2 separate regions of the Mus musculus genome follow, and region 1 is linked to region 2. The links are chromatin loops, found by intact Hi-C in ENCODE. Cell type or tissue: left cerebral cortex. All regions are shown on one strand.

Region 1 (8,000 bases), 250 kb after region 2:
TCTTCACGCTACCAAAAGAGAAACATAAACACCAAACCAGCAACAAACTCTTTATCTACAATGGTGTACTGCCTACAAGTTATGCTAGGGTAATGATGGCACAAAGCTTCTGGAGTAAGCAACCAACTCTGCTTGGGTGGTCCATACTACTTGGGTGGCCAAGAACCAGAGACTAGATAGTTCAGGGACCTAGGATAAAATCAAATAATACTAGTCAAAAAAAAAAAAAGAGAGAAAAGAAATCAGTGTAGTAATAAAATACAAATAATATTTATTATTCTAAAAATATCCTGTTGTACTCATAAATTAGTGCCTTGGTCAGCCATCATCAGAGAAGCTTTCTCCTGAAGCAGATGGAAACAAATATTGGGACCCACAGCCAGGCATTACAATGAGAGTGAGAGACCTTGGAACACTCAGCTCTAAATAGGATGTCTCCAACAAATCCCTTCCATCAGAGCTCAGGAAACTCTGCAAAACAGGAGGTAGAAAGAGCACAGAAAGAGCGCAAGAGCCAGAGGGGATGGAGGACACCAAGGAAACAAGGACCACTAAATCAGTATGAGCAAAGCTCACAGGAACTCACAGAGACTGACACAGAATGCACAAGGTCTGCATGGGTCTGCACCAGGTCCTCTGTATAGACAGTATGGCTTTTCAGTTTAGTGCGTTGCTGTTGTTGTTGTTGTTTAAATTCCTGTCTGTGAACAAGTGGGTCTCTTATTCTTGTGTCTTCTCAAGGGTTTTCTTCCTTTTGTTAGGTTGCCTGGTCCAATCTCAAAGTAATGGGTCTTGTTTTATATTTTATTTTGTTGTATTTTTAAAAAAGTGAATGCATGAAAACCACTAGGATGAAGGTAAGAACTAAACTGTCATTTATACCCGCTGGGAGAGGGAAAAACAGTTTTGTTTAATGGCGTGACACTGGTGTATACCAATCACTCCAGAGAAGGTCTCATTTTCAGGAATAGTTGACAAACATATAATAGACTCCAGCTTTGTGTGTGTGTGTGTGTGTGTGTGTGTGTATGTGTGTGTGTATGTGTGTACACTTGCATGCACAAGCACGCATGCACTTTTCTTTAATTACAACTTGATGTTTGTTTTTCTTTTGGGGTGTCATTTTATATATTTTCTTGGTTTTGTTACAGTATTGGATTTGTTTGTTTGACAAACAACTTAAAAGTTGGGTGAGGGCTGGTGAGATGGCTCAGTGGGTAAGAGCACCCGACTGCTCTTCTGAAGGTCAGGAGTTCAAATCCCAGCAACCACATGGTGGCTCACAACCATCCGAAACAAGATCTGACTCCCTCTTCTGGAGTGTCTGAGGACAGCTACAGTGTATTTACATATAATAAATAAATAAATATATTTAAAAAAAAAAAAAAAAAAGTTGGGTGAGCAGGGACAGGAAGATCTGGAAGGATCTGAGGGAGAGGAAAAATATGATTAGAATATATTTAATTTAAAAGTTATCTTAAATAAAACATGTTGAAAGGGGGCATCATATATATATGACGTCTAAAACTTCCAAAAGGATTTTCTCACTGTGCTGTGGTCCACCAACTTGATGCTCCCACCAGTGTATCTGGTAAACGCCTTGATTAACTTTCTTCCCCCACCTCCTGCAGATAAATATATTTATCTAATCTCTTTTATAAAGAAACATACTGTCCAGGATATGTTCAATCCCTTTTTAGGCCATTGCTGACCCTATGCAGCTTAAAATAATTTATTTAATTTTCTTTTAAGCAGTTATTGTTTTAGATCAACAGCGGTCTAGATCATTTTACATAAAACTTCTGTCTAGTTCTTCATACATCTAGGTAGAAAACTGAGGCTATGTAGAAAGTTCATTACTAGAAATAACGACTTCAGTCCTGTGTATTCCTAAACAGCAAAATAAAAAACTCATTATGAACATGTTTCTGTGAGTTCTAGGACTGAGTTCTGTATTCCAGTAGAACTGCCCGGGGAAACCTCAATAAAGTTGGCTGGAACTAACACCTGCTCTCTAGTTTTTTGGTTTTTTTGATTTTGTTTTTTTCCCCAGACAGGGTTTCTCTCAGTAGTCCACCACTCTCTGCCTCCACCACCACCATCACCCACCAGATCTGTTTTAATGAGAAAGACAGCCTACTAAACAGGCAGGCATGTCACGGAGAGGAGAAATCGACAGGACAATGGTTTTGCTTTCTGAATCTCAAACAAGTAACTCTTGTGCTTATCCTAAATAACCTTTGCCTTGCAGTATGCAATTTTCCTGTAATAGTTACTGAGCGCCTACAATGAGCCCCAGTCTGAAAAGGCAGTGAAGAACTGACCCTGTTCTCAGGGAGCTTACGCCATAGGGAGACGTCTTAGTTTGTTCTATTACACAATTATCCAAAATAGATCATCACGAAATCTAAACCTGGGAAGTCGGCCTTTGGTAGAAGAAAAGCACACGCGAGCTTGGATCAGGCCGAAGGGTACCCACTGTTGAGGACGCCGCACCGCGCGACGCAGCCGGTTGCTAGGGCGTCGCGTGGCTGTGACGCACTGCCCCGCCCCCTCCTCCTTAGAGCGCACCCCCCCCGCCCGACCCAGTGCGCATGCTTGGGACTCCCTTCGCTTGCAACCGTGGCCGAGTTGGCTTCGTCTCGTCCTCCTTCGGCTTTCCCGCAGTTCTCCGAGCTCCGCCGCCGAAGCCGTGCTCCAGACTGCCGCGTGTGGCGGGCAAACTGTCGCCGCGAACCCGCAGAGGGCAAAGAGAGGATGGCCACCTCCGGCGTGGAAAAGAGTAGCAAGAAGAAAACTGAGAAGAAACTTGCGGCTCGCGAAGAAGCCAAGCTGCTGGCGGGGTTCATGGGCGTCATGAACAACATGAGGAAACAGGTGCGGGGCGGTGCGGGGTGGTGCGGGGCGGTGCGGGGCGGTGCGGGGCGGTGGGCAGGGGTCCGGCGGAGGCTGGCGGCGGGGCCGGCGCCTTGGCTGACGGCCTGCTCCGCCACGGGGCTTCCGAGGCCCGCTCGACGGGGACTCCTGCGGCGGGCGGGGGGCCTCCGGGGCGGTTGTGTAACCGGTCTCATCCAGTTCCCCGTGAGGCCTGGAGCCTTCCCTTACCGTGCGGTGTCATCTGGAGCTCTCGGAGGGAGGCTCCCGCCCCGCCGCCCTGTCACCCAAGTGGCACGAGTTGATAAATCACCTGTCATTTAGGGCGACGCCAGTCACCAGTAAATAGCAGTTTTCTAAGGGTTCTGGCGCCACTGTTAACCAAGAGGATCTCTTTGTGCTGTCTTTGATTTTGCCGTGTATTGGAGAAACCGCAGCATTTGGTTGAAAGGTGGGTTATGAAAGGCACGGCTTAACGATGGAGACGGTAGATAGGTGTTTGATAGAATTAACTAGATTATAACCTCCAATAGACCGGTAAGCAGGGGAACACCACTTGGTTGGTTTTTGGTTCCGTGAGTTTTACTTGGTAGAGAACACATTATGGATTCTGGGGATGTTTGTCAGTTTGTTGACTCTGAAATCTGTTTTTCAAGAGGACAAAGCACTACAGATAAGCTTGAGTGATTAAAAAACCTAATTCGGCTTTCTGACGCTTTTGCTGTGAGTATGGGCAGCAGAAGAATCTTAAGATTTATTTCGGAAGATACCAACTCCTGATTTCTTAAGGCCAAACACTGGTCGCAGCAGTCTTCTCTTTGTTCACAAGATGGCACACTGCTCTGGTTGTAGCGGATAGATACTATGTTTTCAATGCCTATATCTTTCCTGGTTTTTATGCTGAAATAGCTGTGAATGGCTGGCTTCTTTATTAAAATGCATCTCTTTTCATATTTGTGTTCTTTTTGTGTAACCTTTTTGAGATCTACAGAATTGATGATTTGAGATTGCAAGTGTCTTTGATGTGTACCTCTAGTGGTAATTAAATCGAACTCACTGGTGCTTAAATTTGTTTAAGCTCATTCTGGTATACTCCTACTGTCCCGAACTGTGGCAGATGTGGGCTGGAGCTTTGCAAAGCATTACCTCATTCCTTAGATAGGCTGCAACAAAGTCACAGCATCCATCAGGTGTTACAAGAAGATGGTCTGAACCAACATGTTATTTAGTTCTTTGATTTTAAAATTAATTCATATTTCTTAGACTTAGCTTTAGAATATTGTGACATCTTTTTTGTTAAAATAGAAATACAGTTATGAGATTTACTGAAAAATCAAGGTTATGCTATTGAATACAAAGAAGAATATGGATATTTGGTGAGCACTCAGGGATCTGACCCTTCTACTGTGGCTAATTTAATCTGTTTTATGGTGTATTTCAGACTCCTGTAGCATTTTTATCAACTTGGAGGATTCCTGCATTTAACAAAGATGCATAGTACCATTTTGTACTGATTCACATAGTTTATTTTTGTTGAGCTATTATAGACTCCTAGAGCATTTTAATCACCTTAATGGATTCATGTATTTTTCTTTGTTTTATGGTTTTATTGCCAAGTTCTGATGCTTGCTGGGGCTGGAACACGGACCCCTTTTTTTTTTTTTTTTTTTGGTTTTTTCAAGACAGGGTTTCTCTGTATAGCTTCTGCCTCTCAAGTGCTTGGATTAAAGGCGGAACACGGACCTCTTATTCAAAACATTTTCACTGTAGTTTCTTTTGTTGCTTAATCTTGTCTGTCCTAGAACTTGGTCTATAGTTTAGGATGGCCTTGAACTCAGAGATCTGCCTGCCTCTGCCTCCTGAGTGCTGGGATTGATTAAAGGTGTGTACTAGTGTGTCTGGCCCTAAACTTTTTCACAAGTTGAAAGATTAATTGGATGGAGTCTTGCCCTGAGGTCACCACCCTTATATTACAGTTAGAATCAGGTTTTTACAACTTTTCATCTCCTTGAGCACAAGGACCATTACACTTCCTGGTGCCCCTTTTCTCCTCAAACTGTACATTTTATATATTTTCCTTGCTCATCTTCTTCCTTTTTATTATAGATCTATATAAAAATGGCTCTGATAACCACACAGTTAATAGTAGGATATTTTGAAATCTCTGCCAAAGCTGTTAATCTATTACCTTCCAATTTAGCCTCAGGCAGATTTTTGGACAAGGGTAGTGCAACAGACTATCCCCTTTTTTTGTCTTCTATCTTCGTGGAACGGGTCTCTGGTTGCAGGTGGGTGAAGGAGTCAGCAAAAGTGGGTGACAAACAGAGACGACAGGAGAGAGCATGTTGAATCTGAGTATAATTTGTCAAATCGAGCAACCTACTTTTTATACAGAAGAGTAACAAGAAACCAGGCAAACACTTCCCTGCTAAGTTACAGTGACACAAAACAAAAGGAATGCATACATCAAAAGATGGCGGAGACCAGGCCACATTTACCTCTAAGAAGGGAGCCAGGTGTAATGCTAGTCTATTGTTAAGCCCACCACCAGGGGGTTCTGATCTAGCAGACCTCATGAATAATGCAATACCAGAACCCCTATTTCCTAGGCCTTGGTAAATTCTTGCATATGAAGGTAACTTGGCTGTTCTTTTAAGTGTCTGTGGGGAATCTCCATTTGTCAGAAGAATTCACCAACTTGCTTCTAATAGCAATGTAGCCTGCTATACCTGGCTGTAGTGAAGATTCTAAGTATACTTTGCTAAGCTTGCCCTGAGATTTCTAACTCTTATCCAGTAAAATACTGTAAGAAAGCATGCAAGACCCTCCACAACATTGCAGGGACAAATCTGATGCATTCTAGCTATGGGAATGAATGCCAAGGTTCCAGGAGGCTGAGTTTCCTTGAAACTCTTTGCTAAGGACTGCTTCCAGGTTTCCAAACCTGTAATGTGAGTCACTCCTGGAGTGGATGCAGCAGGGTAGAAAGCAGCTACAATCTTCACCAAAATATCAAAAGCATCGTCTTTAGCCCACGTACTGACATTCTTCTCTGGAACCATTTGAGCCAGCCCCACCACCTCATTAACCTACTGTTGTCCCTGTTTCTACTATTATGGCTCATTAAGACCTTAAAACATTCAACTGCTTTACTAGTCCAAAGTCCCAAAACACCATGGCCAAGGCAGCTTTTACAAAGGAAAACATTAATTGAGTCTGGCTTACAGATTTCAGAGGTTTAGTTCATTGTCATCATTGTGGGAAAGATAGCAGCCTGCAGGCTGACATGGTGCTGAAAGAGGTAGCTGAGAGTTTTGAATCTGGATCAGCAGGCCACAGAAAAAGGCACTGGGCCTGGCTTGAGCAGTGACACACTTCCTCCAGGAAGGCCAAACTCCTAACATTGTCACCTTCTATGGGTCTGTGGGGGCCATTTTCATGAAAATCACATTTTAAAAAAAGATGTATAGTTTCATTTTGTAGTAGTTATTGTTCATATAGCGTTGCTCATGACACAGGAAAGATTTAACTAAGAATGACTGACAAGGGCAGTTGATGGGGGTAGGTTGAAGCAGAGGCCAAGAAAAGGCTTGAGTTTTAGAAGTGTTCTTGTTCTTTGGTAAATACTTTGTATCTCAAATTTGGGTTATATTTTGTTTCAATTTAAACCTTATTCCATTGCCAATGAAGGAAATGAGTGCTTGGATGACAATAGCCCTCTGCACAGACCCTGAAACATTCTTTTAAGATTTCCAAACAGGTGGAGGTTAGCATACCACAATTCCAGTCCCTACCCTACCTGCTAATTTGTTTATGGATTTAGGTAACACAATTTTGGTCATTTCTTTTATATACTGCTATGAGGTCATTATTTTGTTTCTATAACAAAATAATCAAAGGTTAGTAATTATGAAGAAAACAATTATTTAGTTTTTGATTTTGGAAGTCCAAGACATTACCAATATCTGTTCAACGTCTGTTGGGTACTATATAGTGCACCATGAAAATCAGAAAGGAATCGGCCTTGTGTTAGAGAACAACTGAGACTGCGGGGGAAATGACAGGCATTCTTATAAAAATTCACTCATACAACTAAGCTACTCATTTGTTTTTAAAGAGTTTTTTTTTTTTTTTTTTTTTAAGAGTATCGTGTACATGTAGATAGTAGATAGTACACATGACTGCAGGTGCCTTCAGGGGTATCAGGTCCCCTGGACCTGAAGCTACAGGCATTTGTGAAATATCCCACGTGGTGCTAAAACCAAACTCGGGTCCTCTGCAAGAGCAGTATGAGCTTTTAACCACTGAGCCATCTCTCCAGCCCCTAAGTCGCTCTCATAGGAACCATACTGTGTTCCTGAGGATGGATCCCTTTATACCTAGTTACTTCTGAGGGGCCCGCCTTGGTCCCATTGTTTAATTACCAGTGTATGTAAGCTTTGGCATTAGCTTTGGTACAGACTGTAGGAGTATCGTTGTACACTGACAGCAGCTTTAGCTTTTTGGGGTTTGTGCTTTTTCCTTCATCATCCTGGTCATTTCTGTCTTTCTGTTTTTAAAGTGAACTTTCTGATTAAGTGTAAGTTTTACAAATCAGAAACTCAGTAATTATAAAGTGAATACATTCTTAACAATAGGACTAAAATGTGACCAATACAAAAATGGTTTCTTGTGCCTCTCAATCTCTTTCTCCCATGACAATTACCATTATCTTATGAATTTATTTTTATAGGTAAGCATAGAATCATGCAGTGTATGCTTGGGTTTATTTTGCTTCCATTGTTTTCTTTTCTACCTCACTGGAGATTAAACCCAGGGCCCTGCACATGCTGAGCAAGCTCTACCCCACACTGAGGTATGCCCTGGCATCATGCTCCAGTTTCTTAAAAACCAGTATTAGTGTGCTTATCTGTGTTACTATGTAGACTAAGTAGCTCATTCCTTATGGAATATGGTATTTCTCCATTATACAAATATATCATGATTTATCCAGTGTATCATTAGTTATGAAATGAGACTGTTTCAAGAGAAAAAGAAAAAAAGGAAAGGAAAAGGGGGAAAAATTCTAAACACTGAAAGAACATGAAATTGGGGAGGTAGGGAGGTTCTGGGAGGAGTTGGCGGGA
Region 2 (8,000 bases):
TCTGTGTCTGCATGACTGTGTGGTGTGTCTCTGTCTGTGTGTGTGTGTCGGTGGTGTGTGTGTGTATGTATGTGTATGATGTGTGTGTGGTGTGTGTGTGTGTCTGTCTGTCTGTGAGGAATGATGTGTGTGTATGTACTTGTGTGTGTCTGTGGTGTGTGTGTGTGTGTGTATGTATTTCTGTCTGTCTATCTCTGAGGTATGTGGTATACGTATTTGTGTGTCTGTGGTGTGTGTGTGTCTGTGTGTCTGTCTGTGAGGTGTGTGGTGTGTGTGTGTCTGCCTGTTTGGGAGGTATGATGTGTGTGTATGTGTCTGTGTGGTGTATGTGTGTGTCTGTCATCCTGTGAGGTGTGTGGTGTGTCTGTCTATGAGGTGTTATTTGTGTCCTTGTAGTGAGTGGTGTCTATGTGTGGTGTATTTGTTTCTCTGTATGTGTCTCTTTGTGTGGTGTGTGTGTGTGTGTGTGTGTGTGTGTGTGTGTCTGATTGTCTGTCTGAGAGGTATGTGACATGTATGTGTCTGTGATGTGTGTGTCCGTGGTGTGTGGATATGTGTGGGTCTGTGGTTTGTGTGTGTGTGTGGTGTGTCTATGTGCATCTGTGGTGTGTCTGTCTGTCTGTGAGGTGTGTGGTATATGTATGTCTGTGTGGTGTGTGTCTGTGTAGGTCTGTGGTGTGTGTATATCTGTCTATGAGGTGTGAGGTGTGTGTGCATGTGTGTGCATGTGCATGTGTTTGTGTGTGTGTATACAAGCACATGCCATAGTGTACGAATGCAGCTCAGAGGAAAACTTTGAGATGTCTTTCTCCTCCTTCCACCCTTCCATGGGGTCTGGGATTGAACTTTTCAAATACTGACCCACTGATCCACCTCACTGCGCACTTCTCTGCCCTTCTTTCCTCTCTGTCCTCAGCCCTGCTACTTCCCGATTATTCTCAGGGATCAGAAAGTTGATAGTTGCAACAATATATCTTCACATTGAATCAATGGCAGATGTGATTCCCTTCTCCATCCCACCTCTCCATCTTCTATGTACATTAGAAGTAGGAAGAGAAACCTTGTGACAAGTCAGTCTCTGTGGAAGGAGTGTCAAGAAAGCTGCCTCTTAGTTCATGTTGGTTTTCATTTAAAACTAAAATGAGGGGCTGCAGTCTCGGTCTAATCAGTAAAGCATTTTCCCGGCAAGCTTGAGGACTGGATTGGAAACCTAGCACCCACATTGAAAGGGGGAGGGACAGTTTTTTACAGAGGCACTTGTCTCTCACACCAGTGCTGGGAGGTATAGGGGGCGTGGTGGTCTTGGTACTCATAGGCATGCACTAGGAGAGCCTGGGATGGTAACCACACAGGCTTGGTTCTTCAAGAGAAGGAATGTAAAATCAAACCTGTTTTCCTCCCAGAAGCCTTGAGCAGACATACTTTCTAGCTTGGTGACCTCTGTACAATCTGGGTGGCTGAAGACTTTCTGGTGCTGGACGCTCCTCCAGACCCATTCTTGTTTTCCCTCAGGCAAGCAACAAAACCTCCTGTTATGGAAGGTGTCACATGTACTTTACAAAGAGATTTGCTGTAGTCACATTTGATCTGTCTATGTTCCACAAAGAGATTGAGGTATGGCCCTGCAGTGGCCCACGCCTTTACTCCCAGCACTCAGGAGGCAGAGGCAGGAAGAGCTCTGAGTTTGAGTACCAGAACAGCCAGGGAAACACAGAGAAACTTTGTCTTGAAAAGCCAGAGAGGGGTAGGGGGTGGAGGAAGTGAAAGAGTAAAACGTAAAAACAAAATTCTAGGCCTTTGGGCCCAGGTTTGGAGTGTGGCCTTTGTGGCTCAGTGCTTCAAGGTGTGCTGGTCATAAAACAGATAGCAACATTCCTCCACCCACCCGCTTCCTGGGTTCAAAGAGTGTTCATTCAAAGAATGTGCTATTGTTAGGGGCTCTTAGAAACTGTCTTGAGAAATAACCCTCACAATTACCAGGTATTCCTCGTGACTCTTGTGACTTTGCACTTCCTTGTGACTCTTAACTGGTATTTTTGGTATTTTCCAACAACGCCCTCCCCACCTCCTTGAGTTGTGGTTTCTTCCTTTAAATACCCCCTTATCCAGCTACTCGGCGCCCCACGGTCCTCTACCCCTGCATGGTGTATGACCGTGGGCCTGAGAGCGCTCTTGAATAAAAATCCTCTTGCAGTTTGCAGCAAGACCGTTTCTTGTGAGTGATTTTGGGGTGTTGCCTCTCCTGAGTCAGAACGTGGGGGAGTCCTCACGTTGTGGGTCTTTCAGAAGGAGGGAGAGGAGGGGAGGGAGAAGGGAGACAGAGAGACTGACCTAGGTATGCTTCCTGTGCATGTGGGATTGAGGTAACCATTGTAGGAGGCTGTAGCCTCCCCCTTAGGCTGCCTGAGCGGCACCTTAAAGATGGTGCCTGCCGGATGCAGAGCTGGTGGTGTAAACAAATCTATATTTGGTGGAGACGCGCCCCTGCCGCCCTGATTGGCTGAAGCCTTGTGCCTGGTGAGGTGACGTGGCCTGCCGTGAGTGGATGCGGGCTGAGAGTATATAAGAGTGAGAGGCCCGGGGTTGGGGGAGAGAGATGAAGAGGGAGAGAGATGAAGACTGAAGGTTGCCGAATAAACTGCTGTTAGAAGAACTGGTGGTCTTGTCGTTCGGGCTGGTCGAGGACGAATGCAACAAACCATCACAAGGATAGTTTTGGCCACACTGTGCTGTGCTTAAGTATACCTAAAATAAATAACTGAGGTCTGACTGCCAAAGTTTTGTCAGCGCTGACCACTGAGCCCTGTGGAGCTGACCTGCCTTGTATCCTCACCTCCCAAGGCTCCTCTCTCTGATGCCCATGCAGGCTGCAGAGACCTCTGCAGGGCGGGGAGGACTAGTGAAGAGTCTAGCTGAGTCAGTGACGCCCAGTGATAGAACTTGTCTCAAAAAATAATGTGGAGAATAATTGAGGGAAAGAAACACCAACCTGTGACCTCCACGTGCATGGGCAACACGAGCACAAACACAAAGACACTCACGTACACATACTGAGAAACAAATAGAGAAACAGTTTAAGGTGCCTATAGATATGTTCTTGTGTTGGGGTCTAAAAATCCAAAACAACCCGAGCAGGTTCAAGAGTCCCCCCAAAGCAAGATCTTTATTTGAATTAGGCAGCAAAAATCAACCAGTTAGGAACAGCAGCACAGACTCCGTCTGACTGCGTCTTCGAACATCTTAGTAAGTATTTAAGCAGATGACAAAGATGTATTGCACTCGGGCTGCTGCTGATCAATCAGGGCCATAGAAGAGACTCAGGAACTGAACTGCAACCCCAAGCCAGAATGGTACGGGGCTTTTAAGCTTGAAATCCATAAACGTCTGTGCTAAGTTATCCCACCAATCAGGACTTAGGGGTAGGGGACTTCCTTAAGAGCACGTCTTTGTGGTGCACTTACTCTGTTCCTACAGGACTCAACTGCAGCGTTCATGTTGAAGTGCACTCACCTAGCATCCATGCTTCTACTCACCAAGCAGGAAGTCAGTTACCCAGGGAGGTCTTGGGAACTTAAACTTTGAGTTAAGGCCTGTTCCAAATGGCTTCAGTTGGTTCCTTCTTACACCACTGTCTTCTGAATTCTCCTCTTGCGTTCCCACAAGCAATGGATGAGTGGGGTCTGGGGTGCAGGCGTTTTGATAAGTGTGTAAGTGGTACCATGGTGGTGTCTTACTTTTCAGTTCCTCAGTGGCCTGTGACGCTTAACATACCAAGAGCACACAAAGAGTAGGCAACTCTTTTGAGGGCTGTTGCTATAAGGAGAAATAAAAGGTGGCTTACTTGTGGCAGGATGTAGCAGGAATTTAATGGCGGATGTTTTGGTCTGTTTGGTTGGTTTACGTTTTGTTTTTACATGGCTAGAGAGATGGTTTGCCGCTTAAACAGTGTTCTGTTCTTGTAGAGGACCTGAATTTAGTTCCCAGCATTCAATTTAGGAGGCTCACAGCTGTCTGTGAGTCCAGCTCCAGGGAAGCTGACACCTATGTCTGGCATTTTGAGCACATGCAAATATCACAGACAGACATAGTTTAAGTCTTTTTGGGGAAGCGGGCGGGGCCAGTGGCTCTGGTGCCGCCAGGGGGCGCGTGAGGGCCGGCGCTGGAGTCAGGCGGGAACGGGGGAAGGGGCGGGCAGGAGGGGCGCTGGGCCACTCTGGTTGGCTGAGCCCCGGTGCTCAATGTCCGGTCGGTTTTAAACTCGGTCCCGCCCTGGCGCCCAGCTCTTCCGCCGCGGCGCGCTCCTGGTAAGTACTCTCCCCATTGCGAGTCCCAGGACCACGCCACGTGGTCTTGGCGATTTTCACGGCGCTCGCCCGTGGCGCGGGTCCCTGCCCATACGCGTCCCTTCTGTGTGGGACAGGCGATCAGCCTTGCGCTGCCCGGATTTGTCCCCTCTCGGATGGAGGCGCGGCGTCCGGACAGCCCGGGTCCTGGGCACACTCGGGGCTTCCCGCCCGCCCAGGACTCCGATGACGGGGACATCGACTATTTAGGAAGCGAATGAGATCAGAGCTCGGAAAGTAGCAGGAGGCAGGATAATCCCAGTGTCAGCAAGGGCAGGGGTGATTTCGCCCACGCAGGCGCGTCCTCGCCGCCGCACGTGTCCTTTAATTGCTGCTTGGCACAAAGGCTGGGCTTTTTGTTTTGTGCTCATTTGTTTTAAGGTTTGAGGGTATATTCAGGCGGATACCTGCAACCGAGTCCAGCAGGGACCTCTGCCTACAGGACCTGGATTACCCTACTGCTGACACAGACCCAGCCTGTCTGGGTTTTGGGTCCTGGGAGAAATCTGAGCCACTGGATTAGCACTTAAGCAAGGTGACTTATAAGCAATGATTTAGGAATCGTGATTTGGAATTCCTAAGACCGGGTATAGGTGTTTAGCGAGCACCCAGGAGTCCTCCCTGTTTAAGAGGTGACTGATTGAGACACCAATTAAAAGTAAATATCATGGTTGGAGAGATGACTCAGTGGTTAAGAGTACTGACAGCTCTTCTAGAGTTCCCGAGTTAAATTCTCAGCAACCACATGGTGGCTCACAACCATCTGTAATGAGATCTGATGCCCTCCTCTGGTGTTGTCTGGAGATAGCAACAGTGCACTCATATAGAAGAAATAAATCTTTTTAAAAGATTATTAGATTATTGAGACAGATTGTCATACTGGCCCAGAGAATATTTGTGCTCTAGGACCCTAAGTATTGGCATTTATGGACATAAGCCACTGTGCCTGGTAAAGGACATTTTAGAGGAAAAATAGGCTTGTGGGCTCTTGTAAACAAGTTCCCTGTGTTGTAGTTTTCTTTCCGTTAGAGGTTAGGGTTCTGTTGAGCCCCTTCGAGAGTGAAGGGCAGCATGAGCCACCTTCTAAGGTAAGGAGTTATTTTTCCCTTCCTCATTCAGGCTCAGGAGACACATCTGACGCTGCTTCTGGTTTTGAAATCAGAGAAAATGTTTCACTTTCTTAAAGGAAGAGTACTGCTATTACCTGCAGTACTATTTGCTTCTAAACATTAAGAGTTTTTGCTTCTGGGGTGGAAATAGTGGGAAAGATGGCCCAGAGGGAATAAAATGGACTCCCAGCTGTCAGCAGTATGAAGATTAGAGCTCTGTGCAGGAATAAATGCTAGTCAGAGGCAGGCCTTCCATCACCAGATGCAGCTAGGAGCCACCAGGAAGGTCCTTTCTGAAGGAAGCTGTGGCTGCTGCTTGTAACAGTGCTGGTTCTTTTTTCTTTTGAGCAGATGAGTGCTGTGTCCAGGATGATCATGAATTCAAGGTATGTGTTAGATGGCAAGTTTGGCTTTCCAGGCATAATTCCAGGAACAGTTCTTGGCCAAGGATGAGAACTCTAACCTGACTGGATACGCTGCTGTGATGGGTTAAAGGATTTACCTGAGGCCAATAGAACAGGCAGGAATTTAATGCAGTCACCCCATGTCTTTTTAAAGTAGATGAGGGGTTGGAGAATGGAGTGAGAGGGCTTAGCAGTGCCAAGCCCGTTACCTTTGATTCTGGGACCTGGTGGAGAGAGCCAGCTCTCTAGAGTTATTCTTGCACCTTCATGTGTGTGCTAGCACACGTGTGTGCACACTCAAAATAATAAATGTAATAAATGGGAGCGTTGGTGAATGTTTAATACTTAGAGGGTGATATGGCTTTGCATTTCAAGTTGTGTTCAAACATTTCTGAGTAGATCCACCCAATGTACTGGGTAGTACATTAAGTGTTCTATTTATACTAAAAGATGGTTAATGTCAACATAGTCCACACATGGGTGTGTTGCTTTATTTATTAAGTAATGGTTGCAGATGTACTTACCTCTGGTGTTCCTTCTGCAGCTCTGGAGCTTGAGATGAACTGGTCCGACTTCTAGAAGAGAAGGTAGGCATCTGTGTGTAGAGTCAAGGTTTTAGGTTACCTGTTCCCCTTCATATCGGGAACGGGTGAATTCTGAGGCATTCTCATTGTATATAGAGAGCATGAGAATTTTGTGTCTGTAGAACGAAGTTCCATTATTTAGTTTTCTATGCGTCAGCCCTACTCTGAAACATGTCACAATGTTAACATAAAAGATCTTTTGAAAAAATTGGCTTTATTTATAAAATTTTTACTTTTATGTTTGCTTGCATGTCTGTTCCATATGTGTGCAGTGCCCCTGGAGGCCAGAAGAGGGCATCAAGAAATTTTTTTTGAAAATTTTAGTTTTATTTATAAAACTTTTTTATATGTTTTGCCTGCATGTCTGTACCATGTGTGTGCAGTGCCCGTGGAGGCCAGAAGAGGGCATCAAATCCCCCTGGAATTGGAGTTACACTTGGTTGCTAGGAATTGAACCTAACTCCAAGAAGAGCAGGCAGCCAGGGCTCCTAATTGCTGAGCCCTAAACTTTGGCAGCTCAGAATTGTCCAACACATAGTTGAGAGATCTAGTCCTCCCAGGAGAGTGAGTTGTATGGTAGGATCCTTTTGGTGTCCTGGCTTAATACCCACCATGTGTACTCTAGCTGTAGCTGGAATGAGCAAATAGCCTATGTGATTTAAACTACCATGTCAATGCCTCATTATGTTCAAATGCTCTGTAGAGAAATGAAGCAAAAAGTTAATGTTTTCAGAGAACTCATAATTCCAAGTAAGAGTCTTGAATATATGGAGTGAAAGAGCTTTACATTGTCCACGATGATGCGCTGTGGCGCTCCCAGGCATGAGCAGAGTAAACTTGGCAACTATGGTCTGGTGGGGGTGGGGTGGTGGCCACAGTCTCACCAGATCTTCATCCAACTGGCAGACACTACCCATCTCCAATGCAGGAATCTCGCTCTAGGGCCCTAGCCCTACCCCGAGGCCCACTGGTCTCTCATCTCTAATAAATGATTGTTTCTTATCTCTAGGTTCCCCCCCCCCCCCCAGGAAAAGCCAGTGCAGTTACCTGACAGTGAGTAAACCCGATGTTTCTTGTGGTTTCGTCAGATCTACCATCGCCTGCCAGCCTGACCTGCTTTGACCCCGCAGACTGTCCCTGTCCCCTCTGAACAAAAGGATGGCTGTTGCACAGCAGCCCTATGGTTTGGTTGCTGCAGGTACTTAAAATGGCTGTCTGAACTTAAACTGGGAGGGTAGCCATTAGGAGATAGAAACCTACCTCCCATATTTCTTAGGAGTCTTGTGATTTGGAGACTCCATTTGTTCTTCATTCCTCCCTAAATGGCCAACCACCGTGGGCAAGGGTTCACCTGCCACTCATAAGCCTAGCCTGAGCTGTGCAGTGGTGCTGCATACCTTTAATCCTGGCAGAGGCGGGTGCATTTCTGAATATGAGGCCAGCCTGGCCTACAGAGCAAATTCCAAAACAGCTAAGGCTACACAGAGAAACCAAACCACTCCAGCCTGATTGTTTCAAGTACAGACCTTTCCTGAAGGTTCAGGCTTGGGCCTACTCAAC

The links. Hi-C counts contacts between places; a loop is a spot of excess contacts. Peaks named below come from ENCODE experiments on the same cell type or tissue, not always from the same donor. Only the 100,000 strongest peaks of a DNase experiment are listed, where the experiment ranks them.
Region 1: it touches region 2 in a loop (4-fold over the local background); 2 of 42 quality-filtered maps call a loop at or near these places.

The regions. Positions count from the first base shown.
Region 1 is chr5:24,097,998-24,105,997 of GRCm38, forward strand. Klhl7 (kelch-like 7) reads left to right here and starts at 2,593. Exons shown (of 11, transcript NM_026448.3): 1 at 2,593-2,877. The coding sequence starts at 2,758. In left cerebral cortex, CTCF peaks have their summits at 2,718 and 3,699 (motif pointing right); DNase peaks (open chromatin) are centred at 2,591, 3,239, 3,671, 3,944 and 1 more place; H3K4me3 peaks cover 2,864 bases; H3K27ac peaks cover 2,251 bases.
Region 2 is chr5:23,846,318-23,854,317 of GRCm38, forward strand. It overlaps Gm42228 (a long non-coding RNA gene), which reads right to left and starts at 6,722. Exons shown (of 2, transcript XR_880875.3): 1 at 6,381-6,722; 2 at 3,137-3,813. It overlaps 2700038G22Rik (RIKEN cDNA 2700038G22 gene), which reads left to right and starts at 4,280. Exons shown (of 4, transcript NR_045042.1): 1 at 4,280-4,304; 2 at 5,804-5,838; 3 at 6,401-6,443; 4 at 7,469-8,000. It overlaps Snord93 (small nucleolar RNA, C/D box 93), which reads left to right and starts at 5,916; the gene lies at 5,916-5,960. In left cerebral cortex, CTCF peaks have their summits at 4,130 (motif pointing right), 4,338, 5,125 (motif pointing left) and 6,750 (motif pointing right); DNase peaks (open chromatin) are centred at 4,159 and 4,963; H3K4me3 peaks cover 1,209 bases; H3K27ac peaks cover 539 bases.